Regions from separate parts of the Homo sapiens genome. Here region 1 is linked to region 2. A link is a loop called in an ENCODE intact Hi-C map of the cell type or tissue named here. Cell type or tissue: sigmoid colon. All regions are shown on one strand.

Region 1 (8,000 bases), 120 kb after region 2:
AAAAATGTCAGAAAAATCAGGACCACTTGTCACCCTAAATTCAACAGAACCTTCTTTGCATTTTTTTTGCAATTATATTCCTTGTCAAAAATAGTGAAGTTGTTTAGGAACTTGGAACAGGGTGGTTAAAAATAACACTAATGAGGAAAGTCCTCTTAGTATTCTAGTTTTACAAATGATGGGGAGGTGACGTACAGAGAAACTAAGTAACCTGCCTAAAACCATTTAGCATGTAATATGCAAGGATCTGGAATCCTTGGCCACTGTGTATCTTGCTTAAGCACTATGCATGATTCACATTTTCTGAACCTGGCAAGGAGAGGGGACTCTAGAGTCTTGCTGCTCAAAAGTTTCAGCCAAGGACCACCAGCATCAGCATCAACTGGGAGTTTATTAAAAACAGAAAATCTCAGCCCTGCCTCCAAATACGAATCACATTATGTATTTGACCAATACTCAGAGGCACTTTATAAACACCATTTGAGAGGCCCTGCTCTAGAAGACTGGTTTGCCAACATTCTTTAATGTGACCTCCTTAGGCTGGGCACAAGACTCCTTGGCTCATCTACTCTACCCATTCTAATTTTCTCAAACCAGTGTCATAGGATCAGGAGCAAAAATAAATAAGTAAAACAAAGAAAATGATAATATGCTTTGTAAACATCATCCTAGAAATAAAATAATATACAAAAGGAAATTCAGTGAAGTTGCAAAGGAAAAGAAGTGCTCCTTTTGGCAAGCTAGGATGCAGCAAGTGGGAAAACTTAACTTGGCACATGCAGCAGCAACTACAGGGGAGGTATTGCCTTTGATAGGAAACTAGAAAATATATGTATGAAATAAATGGTTTCTTTTTTAAAAATTTTATTTGAACTTATAGTCAAGTTCCTCCAGACAAGTCTTCAGAACTTGTTTTTTGTGACACAATAACAAAATGAGAAAAAGGTAAATTTAATTTAGTCTGTTGCCCATGATCTTTAAGTGTTTTGGCTTTGCATGCCATAGAAACATGATGGAAGACGAAAATCCATTGAGGCAATCTATTAGCTGTCAAATTGCACTTGCAGAGAACTAAAAGAGGTAATTATTTAGGAAGAGCTTCAGTTCATACACTTTCTTTGAGTCTTTGATAGCAAAGTCTGACCACATAGACTTGAAAAACAGTGTTATAAATGCGTTATGAAACATTATTTTATTCCTCTTAAATGGCAGTTATTTCTTCTTCACTTTTACAGATTGTAATTGTCATTCTGTTCTTATGTTTTGAAAAGATTTGATTTTAAGAAGCGCAGCTCTGTCAATCAAAGGAATACCTTTAAACAATCTCACACTATGTCTCTGCACAAAAAAACAAAGTGGAGAAGCCAGTCTCATCTGCCTTTATAATTCCAAATCTAGCAATGCCTGGCACATGTCATTCAAGGAATGTTTGTTCAATAAATCAAAGAAGGAATAAATCAATGATTCTGACATTAAGTAAAGTTGGTTGGTTCAATTCTCCATTCCCATTTCTAGTATAGATACAAATCACGAATCTTTCCAGTATAGACTCAAAGCTTTTATGGAATAAATGAGCCCCACTCTTCCTGAGCATTGGAAGCAATGGTCCCTGACCTTGATTGAGAATGGGGACGACATTCTCTCTTCTTAACACCCCACTTTGAAACATCAATGACAAGGACCATCAATGGATGCCAATACTAACCTATCTGTGAACCTCTTACTTCCCTTCCCCTCCCATGTCCCCAGTCATTCTAGGCTCTCTGGCTGAGGATCTCCAGCACTGATGTTTTGTCATTGTTGTTGTTTGTTCCATGTCTATCTCTCCCACTAGACTGTGAACTCGTTAGCAGCAAAGATTTTCATCTTTAGAATCTATCCCAATGCCTAAAATATAGCATGGTAATTCCTAAAGAAATGTCTGATGAAATAATAAATGGGTAATACGAAAAGCATTTTCTATTCATACGAGGTCCTTTCAGAAATCACAGAGGTAAAACAATTATGGAAAATGCACAAATCCTGACCAAGGGTGAAGTAATTTCCACCATGCTTCCAGGTTTATATTTTTAAAATGCAAATCTGTGCATGTAATGACCCGCTTCTTAAAGTGACAACTGGCATCCGGTTGCCTTTCAGCATCTTTAGCATCGTCTAAAAGCTGCTCAGGAGTTTACTCTCGAGCTTCATGCCTTGATACTTCCCACATCAGAACCCTTCCTCCAATGACACTGAACTACTTTTAATCTCCTGAAGATACCAAGATTTCTCACCTACTTACCCACTTCTTCCCTGTGAATATACTGCTCCTGCTGTTAAAACATGTTTTACATTTTTTCTCCAACTTGCCAAGTCTTACCTATTTTTAAGGATTCTATGAAAGAGTCACTACCTCCTTTAAATCTTTACCAACCTAAATGTCCAACAACAATAGACTGGATTAAGAAAATGTGGCACATATACACCATGGAATACTATGCAGCCATAAAAAATGATGAGTTCATGTCCTTTGTACGGACATGGATGAAACTGGAAACCATCATTCTCAGCAAACTATCGCAAGGACAAAAAACGAAACACCGCATGTTCTCACTCATACGTGGGAATTGAACAATGAGAACACATGGACACAGGAAGGGGAACATCACACACTGGGGACTGTTGTGGGGTGGGGGGATGGGGGAGGGATAGCATTAGGAGATATACCTAATGCTAAATGACGAGTTAATGGGTGCAGCACACCAACATGGCACATGTATACATATGTAACAAACTTGCACGTTGTGCACATGTACCCTAAAACTTACAGTATAATAATAATAAAATTTAAAAAAAAAAATCTTTACTGACCAGATAGTTTCCCTTCTCTCTCAAAAACTTCAAGGATGGCCATTATGGGCCATAGCATTCTTTGTATAGCTTTATAACACCATAACCCACCATACAGTAATTAGTTTCCCTTCCTGGTCTGTCTAACTAGGCTGTGGACTCCCTGCAGATTTCAGTCTTTTATCTTTGGAATTCTTAATGCCTAGCAATGTACCTGTATCAATAAATGAATGCACATCCACAGAAGATGCTCTGAGGCTTGGGGTAGAGATGAGTAAAATGGTGGTAAGACGGTGAAATGGAGATTTGTAACATACAAAGTGGAGAAGTGAGGCAAGCATTCTAAAAAAGAAATCACTCTTCTTCGAGCATTTTATTATTTTAGATAATAGTTACTTTTCATTATTCTGTTTTGTGAAAGTAGACAAGAACACTTCATCATAAAATGTCCAGAAAAATCAAATGGTGTTGGGTGCTGGGGGGTGTGAGGAGACAATCTGAATCACACCTGCCTCATTCTTCCATTTTATGAGGTATATACAGGTCTCAGCCATTGAATGCCATGAAGCCCACTTTGGCTAATAAGCCAAACCTTATTAAAAGAAAGCATAGAATTGTTTTGGAACCAAGAATTGAACATGGTATGGAATTCTCCTCCGGTAGAGAAGTTTACAAGTCTCTTACATGCATGTATAGCACAAGTTTGACAGTGTGCTTTATCCCATTCTAACCCACCAAGTTTCTAAATGTATTTAAGATTGCAGTGAGGGATTTAGAATTTCCACAGTTCCTGAAGAGGAGATTTCAAAATCAGCTGACCAAAGTCTCCGATTATAAACAGGCTGCTCAACTCACTGTGGGCCAACTGGCACTAAAGGTTGGTCACGGCTTCCCAGGCACAGAAGAAAATGCTCTAAGTCCAATCAACACTGGGAGAGCACTTATTTGGGTTCCCAGAACTAGCACACAGTGGGAAAAAGGATTAATGTTCTCTGCTTACCAGTCATCTCTGTAGGACCTGCAATTCAACCACTGAAACTCATTTGAGAGAATCAGGCTTTTATAAGCAGATTCTGTTTGGCCTATGGCTTGGGAAATCTGGAACTGAGCCCTGAAGAAAGACTGGTCTTTATCAAACTGGCAAATGTCTTTTCCATGAGATGTGCAGAAGGGAGAGTGCTGTGCAGAAATATACAGGGATATCCATCCTCCACTGTACTAGGATTTATTACCACGGAATTGTATACCATGGATTGGAGGGACACCCCTAGATTGTTTTCATTTTTTTTTAATCAAGTCAAAGTCCTTTTAATATTTGGTAACCTCCTGATTTCAGAGGTGTTATCTATTGCAAGTTATCAACTGCTTTTCTATCTCCACTTGTAGTACAAAGTCAAATTTCAAATAAAAGTGTAACCATGAAAGGGACAGTTGCTGAGTGGAGAAAATGAAAATAAGGACCAAAATAGCAGACTCTGGCCATTTATCAATTTTATTGTTTGAAGTAGCTTCCCTTCCAGAGCACTGCCTAATTTGGAAGTGGTGCTACAAAAAGTAGTCAGTGATCCGGACAAGTGTTTCAGAAGGCAGAACAATAAGAAAATGAGGGCAGATGTGGCCAGAAGGCTTGAGCTCTAGACACTAACAGCTCTAGAACTGGTTGTTAATGAATGTCTCAGAGGTTAACTTTGAAACTATGTTACACTATCATATTCTGTAAGAATTTGGTTTATAAGATGATTTATATGCATTTTAATTTTATTGGGCATTAAGTGATTGTTAAGCAAATGCAAACTATTGGCTTAAAACTGAAGATTCTGGTATTTTGAATAATAAATTCTAGTTTTCTCAGTAAGATATAGACACCAGCACAATTATCTCATTTTAAAAGTCTTACAAATGATGTTCTATGTTTCCGTCAATTGCAACATGATACTTCATATATTTAAAGGCTCAATTTTCCAATTTTTCTTCAATATTGCGACATCTTGGCACTTCTTTCAAAAGCCAGATATAAATATGATAATGATTGTTTACAAAGCATTCTGAGGTTTTATAGGTTTATAAAGAGCATATATCTAAAAAGAAAAATTCCTTTTTAAGAGTGCCTTATTTATGGGAGCATAAGACATATAGACTGTCGTATAGGCAGTGTATCATCTAGTTTGGTAACACATTTTTATAAGTAAAAATGGTGGAAAAATGGTCTTATATCACATCTATTTTTATAGCTGTGCATTATGAGATATTATAAAGAGACAAAATCTGCACTGGTTGGAAACACTATAGAAGCATATTTAAATGAGCAAAATACAAAATGGTTTTACAATTCTTAACCATTTTCAGAGACTTTAAGCCTGGATTTTTTTCCAGATTAAACTAAAATTAAAATAGTAAATGTGATGATGTGAACATTCTCTGTCACTATTGTTGCCAATATAAACTGGCACAGCTTTAGTGGAAAACATTATGGCTGTATTCATTTTTAAAAATCTTAAAAATGTGTGCCCTCTTTGACCTACCACCACTTCAGTGGAAAGCAACATATTCATCAAGGACCTCAAAGATGTGCATATTATTAGAACTAGTATCCCCACTTCTAGAAATCCAACCTGAGAAAATCATCAGAGAAAAGTTTACAGATAAACAGAGATGCGTGAACTTCAATGTTATTTATGTTAGGGAGAAAATAGAAACATTCTAAATGTTCAATTAAAAGGTAATTGTTAAATAAATTAGAATATTTCCAACATAGAATATTGCATAGTCAGTAAACATGGGGTATTATAAAACTTAAATGAAGGGAGAATAATAAAAAAAAGTGTAATCAGGAGAAAAATGCTAGATAAATTTAAAATTTTTGTTTTGAAAAATTATTTTTACATGAAATAAATAAAAGACTGAAAAGTAGCATACCACAATTTTAACAATGGTTGTCTCCTGGCAGTGATTTTAATGTTCTTTTTTATATTTTTTCAAATACTCCTATTAGCACACGTCATTTCTATTATCAATAAGCAAAAAATGCCAGACACTTCAGTGCATACCTTATGATGGCTTTGACTGCAAATCTGACCACCGTGGAGAGCAGGAACAGTGGTGTGACCAGGATATGGAAGAGAGACAGTGAAGCAAAGGCCTCTGCAGGTTTCAGATTGTTTCCACTGGCATACGCATGGGTCACAAATGTCTGTGCAAAGAAAGGAGTTCTTTAGAGAAAGCTGGAAAAAGTGTCACACATGCGTACATTCAGTCCTAGAAACCTAACATATTCTGCTATGCCAGTATGTCCATTGTAACTATGATAACAATGACTTCATCCAAAACTCCCTAATTAAAACAATACTTGCTTTTGGTAAGTCCTGAAAGGCTTACCTGCAATTATAGTGGCAAACTTATGAGAAAGTTAGAAAAAAATTCTACTTACAGGTTAGGTAATTGACCCTGTCAGATTGCTAAGTAGGGGGAATAAAGGGATGGAGAACCCAGAGTTTTCAACAACCAGTCAAGCCCTTTCCAAGCAATACTAAATACTCCGGGAGAAAAAAGAATGTTCTGTTGTTTTGGGGTCCTCACTGTGGATCTTTACTAAAACTGTCAGCATTAATATCCAAAGAAGACTTACTTCCATTTTTTTTTTTTTGAGACACGGTATCACTTCATTGCCCAGGCTAGAGTGTAGTAGCGTGATCATGGCTCACTGCAGCCTCGACCTCCCCAGGCTCAGGTGATCCTCCCACCTCAGCCTCCCAGTTAGCCGGGACTACAGGCATGCGCCATCATGCTCAGCTAATTACATTTCTACAAATAATACCAGTTGCCGATTTTGTCATTTTAGTATGAAATATAATGCAATTATTTAAGATTTTCTGGTTATTGATCTAGCTCCATCTTGTTGTAAGAGTATCTGGGAACCAGATCGTTGAGATTAGAACAGTTAATTCCCAACCGCTGTTCATTTTGCAATGTTTGCAAATGTACCAGCATACATTTGGCAATGTTTTGATTGTTGTAACTGAGGTTGCTACTGGCACCTGGTAGCTAGAAGCCAGGGATGCTGCCAAACGTCCTAACACAGAGGGCAGCCCCTAGAACAAAATTTATTTGGCTCAAAATGTCCATAGTGTCTTTACTGAGAAACCCTGGATTAGAACTCTTGCAATGGAGACTGCCATAGAGAGAAGTCACAGAGGTGAGGTAATATATATTACTACCCACACATTCTTGCTCATAAATCATTTATAAACACTGACTTGGTTTCATTTCTAAAAGAGAGAAAAAGTGTCTTACAGCAAGAACAGCTGCTATGGGAATTGCTGCATTCATGAAGACTGTGGAAAGAAATAAAATGCATTAGTTTCATTGAACTGTGAAAACATTTTCAGTAACTTTAATCATCTATTATTGCTTTAACTTTCTTTGAAGACAGGAAGGACAAAGAGTATTAAATGTCATTTTGTCTGGAGTCCACAAACATTTACCAGTTAATATCTACTTGTGTGCAGTTTTATGAGTTCCCATACATTAGTCTTAACCAGTTTCTGTTTTTCTTTATTGAATTTTTTTCTTATGAAATGTTACAAACAAAAGAATCCATATAAAATCATCCTTTAATGATAAAAATTATTAGAATTTACAAATGTGTATTCTACAGAGGGGTTACAGTCTATCTTTTGTTTAGTCCACTAAACTAATTTAAATATGTGAAATCAGGTTATTACACAGATTAAAAACAAGAACTTGACATCACTTCGAGTTCTCTTTCCAGCAGTGTTATTAATATTCATTTATGGCCCTTTCAGTTAATAAAATAACTCCATATCCTGGACTCTCTGCGTGTCTAAATATCTCTCCTGGAATATATTTAACTGTCACTGGATCAGCATGATATGCCTAGTTGAAATAAGAAAAACTCACATTTTAGCTTGAAATACTAGTGTTTGGAAGTAACAGTAAAAATAAAAAGCCAAGTTGTTGATTTATAGTCATACAGTCATAAACTATAGAATTTTAGGAACCAAGAAACCAAAGATAAAGTGAATTGTTTGTAACAGAGCCAGGCAACAGCAGAGTGAGAAGCTAGAATCTAATTTTCTTTTTTTTTTTTTTTTTTTACTTTTCTTTTTTTTTTTATTATACTTTAAGTTTTAGGGTACATGTGCACATTGTGC
Region 2 (8,000 bases):
CTTGGCTTCAAAGCATCAAAGTTCAGGCTAACTCTTGTTAGGAACTAATGCAGCTGGTAACATCAAGTTGAAGCCAATGGTCATTGATCAATCTGAAAATCGTAGAGCCCCAAAGTATTATGCTAAATTGACTCTGCCTATGCTCTATAAGTAGAACTATAAAGGCTAGAGGACAGCATATCTGTCTGCAGCATGATTTATTAAATATTTGAAGCCCACTGCTGAGACTTACTGCTCAGAAAAAAAGATTCCTCCAAAATATTATTGCCCATTGACAATGCTCCTAGTCACTCAAGTGCTCTGATGGAGATGTAGAAGGAGTTGATTGCTGTTTTTATGCTTATTAACACAACATCCATTCTACAGCCATGAGTCAGGGAGTAATTTCGACTTTTAAGGCCTATTACTTAAGAAATTTACATTTCATAAGGCTATTGCTGACATAGATAGTGAGTCCTGTGATGGAGCTGGGCAAAGTAAATTTAAAACCATCTGGAAAGGATTCACCATTCTAGATGCCATTAAGAACATTTGTGATTCACGGGAGGAGGTCAGAATATTAACATTAACAGGAGTTGGGAAGAAGTTCATTCTAATTCTCATGAATGAGTTTGAGGGGTTCAATACTTCAGTGGAGGGAGTCACTGCACATGTGGTAGAAATAGCAAGAGAATTAGAATTACAAGGGCATTCTGAAGATGTGACTGAATTGCTGCAATCTCATGATAAAACTTGGATGAATGAGGAGTTGCTTCTTCTGGACAAGCAACCAAAGTGGTTTCTTGAGATGGAATCTACTCTTGGTGAAGATGCTGTGAACACTGTTGAAATGACAACAAAGAATTCAGAAGATTACATAAATTTAGTTGATAAAGCAGTGGCAGGTTTTGAGAAGATTAGCTCCAGTTTTGAAAGAAGTTCTACTGTGGGTAAAATGCTATCAAACAGCATCACACATTACAGATAAATCTTTTGTGAAAAGAAAAGTCAATTGTTGCAGCAAACTCTTCATTGTCATATTTTAAGAAGTTGCCACAGCCACCCCAACCTTGAGCAACCACTACCCAGATCAATCAGCAGCCATCAATATCAAGGCTAGCCCCTCCACCAGCAAAAAGACCACATCTTGCAGAAGGCTCAGATGAACATTAGCATTTTTTAGCATTAAAATATTTTTTGAATTGAGATATGTATATTTTTCAGCCATAATGGTATTACACACTTACTAGATTACAATATAATATAAATGTTTTATATGCACTGGGAAACAAAAGGTTTGTGTAACTGTCTTTATTTTGATATTTGCTTTATTGCAATGGTCTGGAACCAAAACTGCAATATCTCTAAGGTATACCTGTAATTAATATTATACTAACTTGAATTTTCTCACTTTGGCCTAATCCTGTGAAAGAAGCAGAGGGAAGGAACCAAGAAGTTGTAGGATTTTCTTGGGAAGCTTTTTCAAATTGCACATCTACTCCCTATCTTAGTGAATAGACATTGATTTGGTAGGCTGAGGTTGGATCTGGGTAAGATGCTTTTGAAAAGTTCTCAGGGGATTCTGATTTACTCCCATATGGGAAGCACCACATTTGTTACTATCAATTTATAACACTTAATTTCACAACAAGTACTGCTGTGGCTTCTTCATAGAAACAATATTAGTTCTATCTTTGCCCCCAACCACAATTTCAAACTTCTCTAACTTTATAGAAGACAAGCCTACACATTAGCAATCTCTCAAAGTATTACCTATTTATTAATGCTACAGACAGCAGGTGAGAAAAATGTTTAAACATTTGAGTACTTGGTATGTACAGTGCACTTTGGTAGAAAATTATGAGGGATAAGCAAGAATACATGGATTATTCTTTTGATTAGCTTTTAAGTGAAGTGCGAAAGTTGCCTTTCTCTTTTGTTGCTAAAATGATTCATGGAAAACTACAGTAATTGCCTATTGCACTAACTACCCACAAAAAGATATCTGGTATAGCCCCAAAACATGGCAAGAATAAAAATGGACCCCAGAGAAGGGGTATGGATACAACACTGATTTCTGATAATGTATCCATACCTCAGAGAGCAGTCTAATGATAAATATCCCAAATAGTTTGTTTTAATGGTTTAAGAGACTATTCATGAGCCACATTTTGTATATTGTTTATGAATTCTAAATATTACATATGGTACAAGACCCAGCTTTTTACTGACACTTGCTATGCTAAACAATCTCAAGAGATAAAAGTGTTTAGCTGTTTCTTTGTTCTGTTACAGAAAGAGGTAGGCTGGATAATATCGAGAAAGAGGAAATATATTGGTCTATTTTTTGACTCATATTAAATGGAGTCAAAGAGACTCCTTGCAGGAGAAAATACATGGAGGAGAAAATGAGTCACCCTAAGAGAAGAATGGTCAAACATTATTTGGAAATACTGGTGAATATTCAATGAAAAATGTTGTTTCCAATTTTAGTGATATGGTTGGACATTGAATTCACAAAGGGAAAAATGCAAAGAATTAGAATTATTATTAGTCACCTTTTACATTCTCATTGGGAGAGAATGAAGATTTTTAAGGTTTGCTGTTACCATTTCTTTTTTCTCTTTTTATCAGTATCATATAATTTAGATTAAAACTTTATTTTGATATGAAAATGATTCACCAATTATCAGTGCCAGTAAGTTTCTTAAAGATATATATTATAGATAATGATATTTGATCTTAGAGTATCTATTGAACGTTTTAACGGATATTTTAAGTATTGTGTTTTCTTTATATCTGGTATACTGATGATCTATGTTTTCCAGCTGCATTTTCTTTGAGACAACAGTTTGTGAGAAGTTTGAAAAAAGAAAATAATATCTAATCAATATTAAAAGCAATAGATCAATTCAATACAGTTTTTGCTGCTCAGAATTTGAGCTGAAATCTGTGGTGTGTGATCTCTGCGCACTAATGCTGCCTTCCTCCTTGAAAGGCTGGCATTGTAGTTCCTTAGCAAATGGAAGGGTGGACAAGTTCACAGTCTGGGGTCCACTTTCTGCAGTGATATGCTAGCTTAATAAGGTTTCAGGGTCACTAGAGGTCCCATTCTTTACAGTTTCCTGGTATCATAATGCTTTTTCAAGTTTCTTTGCTTTGTGAATTATGTGAATTTAAAATGTTCTTTTAAAAATGTTTTGGAAAATTTTCCAGTATTATTACTACTCTTTTGCTTCACAGTGAACATCTTGGTAATTGATATAATTTATCTCTTTCCACCTCCCCCCGAAAAAAACAAAGAAATCACCTCAACTAAATGTTCTTAAACCATGTGAAAGCAAGAGAGGTGAATCACTGAAATCAATTTACCTGTCTTTGAGATACTTATGATATGAGAAAGAAGCCAAAGTTAGGTAATCTAAGAACTATCTTGTCCCTATTCTATTTAAACTTTGAAAGAAGAGTACAAAATTAAATTGCTTCTATATAACCCCTTCCATAAAATTTTGGACTAATTGTCATTAAAAATTAGCAATTTCTAGTTCTGAATCTTAGCATAACTTTTAATTTCTGAATCCAGTGCAAGCAATCAGCTATGTTATGATAATCTCGATAAAGAAGGGATGATATTTATTTCATTTTTTAGTAGATTTTTAATCTAGGACACTCTCCCCCTAGGGCCTTCCCATTTTTTTCTTATTATTTCTGAAAATGTCATGGGTTAGAAGAGTCAAGAAAAATGTCCACTAGCACAATATTTTTTGTTGATCAGAGATATTTACCTGTGGGCACTGAAACTATGGACAACAGCTTTTTCATACTGAACTCAATGTGTGCGCTTTTGGAGTAAAGCACTCTGTGTAATCCTTTGAATTACAATTTTTTTTTGATAACTGGTATAACATTTTCAAGGCTAGTCCAAAGGACTGAAGCTCAGGTTTTCAGAGACTCTTCTCCATAAAGCTGCATTTAAAAAATACTTACTGTGTTAGGTGTTGTTCTTTATTGTGCTTTTTTGTTTCTGAAGATTCTAAAACAAACCCTTTATTTCACTTTCAATTAAATAACAGAATGATAAGAGAAAGGGCATTTTGACATTTTTTCTCTACTGTTTTCAACCCCTGCCTCATCCCACTACATTCTTACCTGACATTAGTCACACACACAGTGGACTCCAAACCACTTTTCTCCATTCCACTTTTCTCCATGTAAGCATAGATGTCCCCATGGGCAAAGGCCACCAGCCACCACATGATAGCGAAGAGCAGCCAGCTGCAGAGGAAGGACATGGTAAAGATGACCAGCGTGTGGCGCCATTTCAGGTCCACCAAGGTGGTGAAGATGTCCTGTAGAAAGCGTCCTTGCTCACGGATGTTCTTATGCGCCAGGTTGCAGGCCCCGCTCTTGGCGATGAAGCGGGCTTTGGGGAGGCGGTCTCGGATGCGCGGCTTGCGCAGGTTCTCTGCGGCGATGCGCGCCAGCACATACTCCTCCGGGATGATACTCTTTCTGGCCAACATCGTCCTGTCACCATAGCCAGCTTAGCCACCTCCCTCTCACCTGCCTCTCCGTCCCTGGACACCCGTCCTCCTGCACGAGGGAAACATTTATTAAAAACTTAAAAACCCACCCTATCCTCACCTCTTGGGTCCTTGTATTCAAGGATATGTCTGTACATGTGCGAGGTGACATGCAAAACCAAAAATGTGATTTTTACTAACCCAAACATGAATCTAGCTTGTGCTTGAGTTCTGGGATCTCAGAAAAATTACTTGGTTTTAATAAAAAGAACTGTTTCAATTTTTCTTATTCTGAGTACATATGGACATAGCCTTAGTTAAACAAAACCAGGAGCCTTCCGGTAAACAGCAGGCTCAAAGATAATTCTCTGCGATTAACCGCGTCTGTAAATTAGTGCAAGGCTACAGCACGTGGCGTCAGTCATGAAGATTAAGACCAGTTGGGTGCACGATCTACTTATTAAAGTACTTAGATGATGTAGCAATATTAAAAGTAAAGAGAGAAAATTCTTCCTCCGTTATTTTTAGAAGTAAGCAAAGGCCATGACTCCTTGCGCAGTCTAAATAACGTGTAATCTGACAAAATTATAATAAGTGGTGTGCTATAGAATTTATAAGTTATAAGAATTATTTTAAATGCGAAAGAAGTATGAGTTGCATCTAAAAAGAGTTAAAAAGGTTCCTGTGGAAATCATAATATTATAAATTGAAAACTTTTTTTTTTTTTTTTTTTTACAACGAAGGAATCAAATATACAAGGTGCGGGGGGGAAAAAACCCAAGACAACAGCCTGCGGGTTGCAGTAGGGAGTGTGCCCCGAAAAGTCCATCCATCACTGCAAGCCTCTGCGGTGTTTTGCATTTTAAATCATTTACGGGAACACGGACAGCCTCCCCCCTCCGCTCCCCCGGAGCAGCTTTGAAACTTACAGACTCCGGGTAGCGGGCGCGGCGGCTGGACCTCCTTGCACACGCCGGCGGGCCGCGGGCAGGTCCCTCGCTCTCCCATGCTGGCGCGCGGGACCAGGGGCCGCCCAGGCCGGAGGGACAAATTGGGGGCTGCGTGTCCTAAGGAGAAGAGTTAAAATAATAAAAGGTGCAACTGAATCTAAACGCAGGGAGGGCTAGAGGAAGGGGGATGGGTGTAGATCTTCCCCTCCCCCTGCTCAGCTCAACTCCCTTGGCCACTTCAGTGGAAGGAGGAGGGACTGGGGGGGCGGGGGCGGGGGGGCGATGCTCCACAAATCAGCCTCCCAGTTAGGGCTTTGACGCACGCCAGACCTCGGAAGCCGACGTTGTCGCGGAGTAGGGGGCGGGCGGGGAGGGGGCGAGCGCAAGTCCCCGGGAGGTAGGGAGCAGGCCAGAGGGAGGGACGACCCGGGGGAGGGCGGGACCTGCAGAGCCAGCTCCTTTCCAGTAGCCGCGACCCCCTGCCGCCAGCGTGACACACAAGTCTTTAAAAGGCTCTCTGCTCAGGGGAGAGAACTTTCTGACTCCAAGTTCACTGACGTAAGGAGATTTAATTTTAATTTTATTTTGTAATCTAGGTAGATAACTGGGCTACTTCATGATAACTGGGCTACTTCGGACTGAATAAAAGCAGAGAGGTCAGAAAATATTCTTCCAAAGCGTTCAAGCTGTGGGCACACACAATTATTTACATTAAATTTCCACCTGCTAGGAGAGATACAGGTGGAAGATGTTCTGAAACCCACTATAGTAAAGTATTTCTTCACCAGCCAAAGCCAGTTCTCAGGGAATTAAACACACACACACCTCAAAACAGCGACTGCCCCCCACCACCCCCGGCCCCTTAAGGAAAAGAAAGAAAAAAAGAAACCACTGACTGGCTCCCAATGAAGAAATTTTACCCCAAACAGGGACGGCCGTTAACACTTCAGCGCTGATAAGGCCAGGTCATTCGGTCCTCAGTAATTGGTTGCTTTCTGAAATGTTGCAGCTTCTTCCTCTGTCTAGATGGGTCTGAATGATAAAACAGCATTTGCGCACAAAAAAGGTTATACAATAAACATCTATAGCTTTTTGAAAAGGAGCCAGCGAAGACAAATGTGCTTTTTCCCACAGGTCAAGCCTCCTGATTTTGGCACTTGCGTTAATGGAAACTTTAATTCTTGGAAGTTCCACGTATTTTCCAAGACTCGAGCCGAAAGTGTATGGAGCATAAACAATGTATTCATTTAATTAGCCAAAGACCTAAAATTAGTCTTTAATGAAGGCAAATTAAGAACTTTTTTTTTCTCCTTGTGGTTAGATCTCCTTAACCCCTGTAAGCCCAGGATCCTAGTTTGTTAGTGGTAGTCCTCCTTTCTACTGTCATTAATTTTTGCAGTAATTTATGTAGTATAATAGTTTTACAAGTCTATGAAGAATCAGTTTGTATAGTCAATTCCCGCCATTGTTCTATTTTACCTTTGACTTTGTACACATTATTATTCATTATTTTAGCCTGGGGAACATTTACTGAACACCTTTGTAAGCTTTTTTTAGGTTTATGTGTCTAGAGATATATAAATATATGTCATAGTTGTTGCTTTTAAGAGGCAGACAGTTGTAGTAAGAGAGATATTCTCTAATACAAGCAGGGATGTGATTAGAATAGGAAAGGAAATTTTAAAATGTCATGGGAATTCAAATGAGAGATATTTAAGAGTAGGAGACTAAGGAAAAATCCATGGATTATTTGGCATCTGATCTAGGCTTTGTAAGCCTAGATATATTTAGGGTATACAGAAAAGCAGAGAAAAGACAGCCCACGTCAGCATTGATGAAGCCAAGTTGGCTACACAGCAGGATTGGACACTTGAGTTCAGTGCTCCCTGGGCAGGCGCTGTTACCACCTACTCTCAATACTTAATGAGATTTTCATGTACTCGTCACACCCATTCCCACCACTCCTGTACCCCCTCCCTTAAACTGGGGACTGCTAGAGGGCAAGGCTGTGACTTGTTCATCTTTGTAGCAAGGCCCTAGCACCATTTAAATTATAAATGGGCTCAAAAAATATTTTTGAATCAATGAATGAAAAATACAAAGTTGAAAAAGCATATTGGGGCCTTAAAAAATGCATAGACAGCCTTAAATGCTCAACAAAAGAAGCTGAGGAGTCCTCAGTATGTAGTGGTAAGCCATGGAAAGATTTTGATCAGAAAACTACACAATAAGAGCCTGTTTTAAGAGGATTGATCCAGAAGCAGAGAATATAATGGCTTTAAGGGTTGCATTTCTTGAGTATAGTCCCTCTGGGCTCCAAAATTCTGTAACTGGCAGAAGAGGGTGCTGGAAACTGTTACATTAATTAGAGAAGGAATGAGGTCTTGGGCTAATAGGTAACATCAGTGGGCACTATACAAATACATACAAAAGGAATGTTATACAGAGTCAATATTGGAAAAGGGAAAAGTCAGAGGTGACTGTGATGTTTATCATAGTAACAGAAAAATAATAAGAAAATTGGAATGAGAAGAGCTGAAGTACTGTG

The links. Hi-C counts contacts between places; a loop is a spot of excess contacts. Peaks named below come from ENCODE experiments on the same cell type or tissue, not always from the same donor. Only the 100,000 strongest peaks of a DNase experiment are listed, where the experiment ranks them.
Region 1: a loop joins it to region 2, with 8 times the contacts of the local background. A loop is called at or near these places in 12 of 110 quality-filtered maps.

The regions. Positions count from the first base shown.
Region 1 is chr12:21,888,156-21,896,155 of GRCh38, forward strand. It overlaps ABCC9 (ATP binding cassette subfamily C member 9), which reads right to left. Exons shown (of 40, transcript NM_020297.4): 13 at 7,120-7,160; 14 at 5,877-6,019. Among named protein-coding and RNA genes, the nearest start is that of ABCC9, 49 kb to the right of the region's middle. RefSeq lists an enhancer at 2,982-4,511. In sigmoid colon, no CTCF peak of the experiment used is centred here; DNase peaks (open chromatin) are centred at 3,706 and 6,896.
Region 2 is chr12:21,769,115-21,777,114 of GRCh38, forward strand. KCNJ8 (potassium inwardly rectifying channel subfamily J member 8) reads right to left here and starts at 5,592. Exons shown (of 3, transcript NM_004982.4): 1 at 5,432-5,592; 2 at 4,129-4,572. The coding sequence starts at 4,502. All of the region lies in intron 2 of KCNJ8-AS1 (KCNJ8 antisense RNA 1), which reads left to right. RefSeq lists enhancers at 3,950-4,948, 4,949-5,946 and silencers at 4,181-4,475, 5,789-6,006. In sigmoid colon, a CTCF peak has its summit at 4,278; DNase peaks (open chromatin) are centred at 4,327, 5,427 and 5,787; H3K4me3 peaks cover 2,869 bases; H3K27ac peaks cover 451 bases.